Linked DNA regions of Homo sapiens: region 2 is linked to region 1. Evidence: chromatin contacts called from ENCODE Hi-C or POLR2A ChIA-PET data. All regions are on one chromosome and are shown on one strand. The core of a region is the stretch at or near the end of the contact, and the rest is flanking DNA. Distances in the headings are between cores, read along the strand shown.

The links. A loop is a pair of places that touch in the nucleus more often than their neighbours do. ChIA-PET counts read pairs that join two places held with the same protein, here RNA polymerase II (POLR2A). Pooled maps may share reads with other maps.
Region 2: a pooled map shows a loop between it and region 1 (9-fold over the local background). The contact joins two enhancer-like sites. A Hi-C loop is called at or near these places in 1 of 168 maps with a recorded cell type or tissue (OCI-LY7), 8 of 37 single-sample maps with no recorded cell type and 9 of 50 pooled maps. POLR2A ChIA-PET finds 5 or more read pairs at or near these places in 4 of 52 experiments (GM12878, PC-9, WTC11 and 1 more).

What each region holds. Positions count from the first base shown.
Region 1 is chr7:129,008,021-129,010,981 of GRCh38, forward strand. All of the region lies in intron 4 of TNPO3 (transportin 3), which reads right to left. Among named protein-coding and RNA genes, the nearest start is that of TNPO3, 46 kb to the right of the region's middle. Within about 2 kb of position 1,516, at least 3 of the 41 ENCODE cell types and tissues checked have a DNase peak (open chromatin) inside an H3K27ac peak, as active enhancers do; they include GM12878, where a contact is called at or near this core.
Region 2 is chr7:129,121,289-129,124,332 of GRCh38, forward strand. No RefSeq gene overlaps it. Among named protein-coding and RNA genes, the nearest start is that of TSPAN33, 22 kb to the right of the region's middle. RefSeq lists enhancers at 947-1,116, 1,567-1,836. Within about 2 kb of position 1,468, at least 2 of the 41 ENCODE cell types and tissues checked have a DNase peak (open chromatin) inside an H3K27ac peak, as active enhancers do; they include GM12878, where a contact is called at or near this core.

The DNA.
Region 1 (2,961 bases), core at 266-2,765:
CACCTGTAATCCCAGCTACTCAGGAGGCTGGGGCAGGAGAACTGCTTGAATCTGGGATGCAGAGGTTGCAGTGAGCTGAGATTGCGCCATGGTACTCCAGCCTGGGCGACAGAGCAAGACTCTGTCTAAAAAAAAAAGAAGGAAGAATGGCAGGAAAGGAAAGAACTAAGAGCCCTTGCTTTAGAGGGGAAAGTATTTGTAAAAAGTCATCAGAGCCTGCGTGCAGTGGCTCACACCTGTAATCCCAGCACTTTGGGAGGCTGAGGTGGGAGGATCGCTTGAGCCCAGGAGTTCTAGACTAATCTGAGCAACAAAGTTAAGACCCTGTCTCTACAAAAAAATTAAAAAATAAAACAACACTTTAAAAGTCACCAGAAAACACACTAGATGAGATAAGAAAATGTCACAAATATGGTTCTGGCCCCATTAAGTTCTTCTAGATATTTTTTACTCAAGACTTTCTTTGTTCCCCTGAAACTCAGAAAGAAAATATTCAGGGATGCCAGGCACTAAAATGGCCAGAATTTTTAGAAAAGACTATGACACTAATATATGCAATATATTTAAATATGTAATACGTAAACTAATAAATGCACAGGAGCACTTAATTTAATACGGTTCAAGGCTGAAAGTAGCAAAATGAACGGAGTAACTAAGTTCCCTTAACATGAACTGGAGCCACTGAGAGATTTCTCTTTAAGAGCTGATACTCATTCTCTCTCCCCCTCAACCTGTCTCAAACTCTCAATTGAATCTTTGATGCTGTTGATATAAACTCATTACATAATCACTTGGCCTTTAGACTTCCTGAATGATATTTCAATTTTAATAAGACATGATGTGTACAAGTGGAAGGATTTGCTTGTACATTCTAACTATTGACTCAAACTGAAAGACCAAATTCTGAAAAAAACCTGTTTCTAAAACTAATCTCTTTGAAAAGATGAAATTCTGCAAATTAAATCAAACATACATTCTAAAACATCAGAACTAACAGTTATCTTCTGTTCCTCTTTGAGAGCTATGCTATGTTAAAAATCTGCCTCTTAAAGTCCTCAAAAGCTTCAAGATAAATGCCACAGAGTCCAGAAGAGCTCACCAGTAAAAAGATAGCAGGGATAAATAAGAATTGAGATCTTAGATTAACAAAATAGAAAGTGAAGAGACAAAAATGTTAGAAGCACAGGTTCAGTTTAGCTATGAGAGCAAGCAGAAACACGTTTAAAACTTCAAAAAGTTCAACACCATGTTTAGGAATGGGTCCATTAGGACAGACCACAAAAGTATAATACTAACAAGAAATAGGACAGAATGTAATCATTAAAGGAGAGTGTGCAGGAAACTAAATGAGAAAAGGTCTTAAGAGGGGTTTGGAACCTGGCATTACAGCCACATGCCTATTTTTTTCTTGGCCATTTTGGACTAATTTCATCCCCTGGGTTCTATAACATGACAAGCTACATGACAAAATTAGAGACATTTTTAAGCACCACAGGAAATATATTTTTCAGACTGCATCACAGTTCCTCAAAATATCACCTGTGATTGATTGTCATGATGTGCTAAGTCAGGCACGTGCCTTGAATGCCCAAGTGGCTGCTGTAGTTGACTGCTGTGGCAGTAACCATGACACAAAATACATGTGGATGGGATTATTTTAAATTCACAAGTGCTTACAAAAAGAAAATGACAAATTCAAGTCCATTAACTCTCACCTCAGGCCACAGTCTGAGCACCACAGCTTTCACGCCCAGTCTAAAAGCAGCTCTTACTTTTTGTAGCTACAAAGTTAGTACTGCTGAAACTCGTATACCAAACTTAGTTGTGTGACTTGCTGAATTACAAACAACAGGTGAATTTACAGTCCCTCCACACTTCTCATGTGAAAGTTAGGAAACTGACTGGTAAAGAATGGGATTCTGAAACTTGGAAAGGAGACACCTGGTTGGACCTAAATGAACATGAGTCCATCATACTTCAAAAAGACAAAGCCAGAAAAAAAAAAATTCAAGGCAGCTTTAAAATAAATCCTCATTTTGAAAAGAATTAAGATTTATCCTACCTTTCTAGTAGGAGCTCATAAGAATGCCAACTTATATGTACAAGAAATAACAGAAATAGTCAAATATCATTTTGCAACCCATGATGAAATTATTATTATTTTTAGAGACAGTCTTGTTCTGTTGCCCAGACTGGAGTGCACTGGCACAATCGTGGCTCACTGCCACCTTGAACTCCTGGGGTCAAGTGATCCTTCCTGCCTCAGCCTCTTGAGTAGCTGGGACTACAGGTGCATGCCAACATGCTTGGTTAATGTATTATTTTTTTTTTGAGACAGGCTCTTGCTATGTTGCCCAGGCTGGTCTTGAATGCCTGACATCAAGCAACCGTCCCACCTCAGCCTTCCAACGTGCTGGAATTATAAGCATAAACCACATTGCCTGGCCCATAATGAAATTATTGATTAAGGTAGGGATTATCTACTGGAATGTAAAACAATTAGGCTAAAGTCTGATAGGGAATTGAACATTCATAAACTAACAAGCTACCATCACACAAACTACATTATATTACAAAGGAGGAAAGTGAACTTTAAAAATGGAAGGAACAGACTTTCATCTTAATCCAGTGGTCAACCCTAGCATCACTAATAGAAGGTCAACTGAACGCTGTATATATACTAAGACATAGCATCAAGTACCTATGATATATTCTAGCCCAAAATATTTAACTTTAAAAAACTAATCCTCTAAGCCTCTCAGTTTTTCTCAATCAGGATTCTAGGAAAGAATTATATCCTATAGGTTGGGTGTGGTGGTTCACGTTTGTAATCTCATCATTAAGGGAGGCCAAGGAGAGAGGATCACTTGAGACCAGGTTTGAGACCATAGAGAAGCTCTATATCTACAAAAAAAAAAAATTGTATAGAATTAAGCCCTTCAGAAAATTATCTGAGTGCCC
Region 2 (3,044 bases), core at 218-2,717, 110 kb after region 1:
TTATTGGAGGGTATATTCACACAGAAGGGGTTCATGAAGGTGAGGGACCCTTTCACCTCCCCACTGGGCAGAAAGCACTTGCCAGAAGAAAGGGTTGCAAAAGAAGGTTGAACTCAGCAAGAAAAGTGCCTTGGGTCAGTCTCTGTACTGCTAAATAGGGCCTACCACCCTACCCTGCCAATCCCTACATAGGCCCTGTCTTCAGTAAACACTAGAGTTCGCTTACCTTCCATTCCAAGAACCAATCTGACATCTGCTGTATTAGTCTGTTTTCACACTGCTGATAAAGACATACCCGAGACTGGCTAATTTACAAAAGAAAGAGCTTTAATGGACTTACAGTTCCACATGGCTTGGGAAGCCTCACAATCATGGCGGAAGGCAAGGAGGAGCAAGTCACATCTTACATGGATGGCAGCAGGCACAGAGAGGGCTTGTGCAGGGAAACTCCTATTTTTAAAACCATCAGATCTCATGAGACTTATTCACTATCATGAGAACAGCATGGGAAAGACCTGCCCTCATGATTCAATTATCTCCCACCCAGTCCCTCCCACAACATGTGGGAATTCAAGATGAGATTTGGGTGGGAACACAGCCAAACCACATCATCTGCTGTGCCTCATCCCACAGATAGCAGAGCTTCCTCCTAATCTATCAAGAGTTCAGCATTTAGTGAGTGGTCAGGATCTCACCCTTCATTTAACCAACTAACCACCACCAACCAACCACCACCATCAGAGGTGGGCCTAAGGCAGGCCTTGGGGTCTCTGGGAAGTGGGCCATGCTCAGTCTACATCCCAATGTGCTATGGCTCCTGACACTCTGAGCAGGGGCTCTCCCTTGCACACACCAAAGGAATGACTGGGCTTAAAAAACGTGCCAACTTGCTTATAAATCAGTCTCCTCAGATTCTACAATTCACCGAGCCATAAAACCTCAGAGCTTCAAAGATGCTTAGAAAATATCAAGGCCAGGGTTCCCAGGAAGCCTCAATGCTGCCATTTTACAAAGGAAGAAACTGAAGTGCAGAGAGATTAAGGGGCTTGTCCAGGTCACACAGCTACTTAGTGGTAGATCTGTAACTAGAAAGGTTTCAGTTCACACTCAATGTTCTTTCCTCTAGAATCTAACCTCTGCCCCCTTGTTATTTTTGGCATGAGAGAGGAGGATTATATTTATGTCTCTAGAAAAGCTGTGCTTTTGGATTGAATTCTGATTTTCTCTTCTCAAGTCTCATTGAGAACCACATGAAAAAACTCTGCTGGATTTGAGTTAAAAAAAAAAAAAAAAGAATCTGAAGAAAAAAATAGCAAATCTGGTATCCTAATGAGATAATGAATGCACAAGTACTTTGAAAGAGGTACAGCACTTCAGTGCTTTTCAGATATGAGGTTTTGTCATGCTCTTGAAAGAAATGCATAGGCTTTACTGACATGGGGGCTGGGGCTGGGGCTGGGGCCCTGGCAGAAATGGGGAAGCACAGGCTGTGGCAAGGGGGGTTTCTCCAGAAGGCTGACTCATTTCTTGGCTGTCCCAAGCTTAGAGAGCCAGATTTCTTAGGGTTGTTTACCACCTTAGTAAGGAACTGGTGGAGGGTTTTTTTCTGGAGTTAAGCACTGCAGGAAGAGCTGCCCACAGTATGGGGGTGGGTCATCTGCTTCTGGACTGCCCAGGCCAACTGTGGTTACCCCAGTTAACTGTGGTGAACTGTCCACATAACCAGCCTTCTGGATCTGCCTTTCAAGGAGTCCCACTGTGCTTCTCCCTGCTGAGGCCGCTGAAAGGGCATAGGCAATTGCTAGAGGTGAAGAAAAACTCTGTAGCTAAGCTATAAAAACAGGCATCCTGAATCTGGCTACATCCTGGTAATCTTGCACATAGGATGAATCCTAAGAAAAGGTGAGTCTTGTTAATGTGCACAGCACACAAGCCAGCGGGATGGCGTGCCAGTCAGCAGATTTTCAGTTTCAAGATAACTGAAAATCCATTTTTATCTGACTTAGACAAAATGAAACAAAACACCAAACCAACAAACAACAACCACACAATTTCACTGATTCGCATAACTGAAAAGTCTAAGGTTAGGGCTTGTTTCAGGCACCACTGATCTTGTGGCTCAAACTATGTCACTGGGACTTGGTTTAACCCTGTCTCAGCTCTACCTTTCCTCAGTGTTACCTTCTCTCTCAGGAGCCCTGGGGTAGCCCCCAGTGGCTGCAGGTCATCTGTAATCCCAGGGGGTCCCAGCAAAAGAGAGAGGGAATCCCTTTCAGTAATGGTCCTCCTCCCCAACTAAATTAGAGGCTTCATTCTGACTGGACCAAGTTAGAGCGCATAACCATCCCTGGGCTCTGATTGGCCAGAACAGAGTCCGGCGTTCCACCTGCCAGGTGGAAGGGTAGATCTCTCCCATGCTCACTGAGCCTGAGACAGGAGGTGGGGTGGCATCCCAAAGGAAATCTAGCATGCTGGTACCAGAACGGGGAATAGGTGCTGGGCTTGGAAAAATAACAGACAAACACTCAGTGCTACCCATTTAAGCATTTGAAATAATTTCACTTCAAAATCAGAGTGGTCGAGTCTCAGACACATGAGATTCTGTCTCAGATTTCTGGTGGCTTGAATGGAGGGTGTACAGAATCATGTCTTGATAAATGTTTAACTTCTAAGATTTGAAGTGCAGATATTGGTCTGGGTATCCCTCCTAGAAATCTTTGCATTTTCTGCATTTTCTTTTTAATATTTTATTTTTATTTTTATTTTTATTTTTTTGAGACAGTGTCTCAGTCACCCAGGCTGGAGTGCAGTAGTGCGATCTTGGCTCACTGCAACCTCCGCCTCCCGGATTCAAGCGATTCTTGTGCTTCAGCATTCGGAGTAGCTGGGACTACAGGTGTGAGCCACCACGGCTGGCTAGTTTTTGTATTTTTAGTAGAGACAGGGTTTTGCCATGTTGCCCAGGCTGGTCTCGAACTCCTGGCCTCAAGTGATCCTCCTGCCTCAGTCTCCCAAAGTGCTGGGATTACAGGCGTGAGCCACTC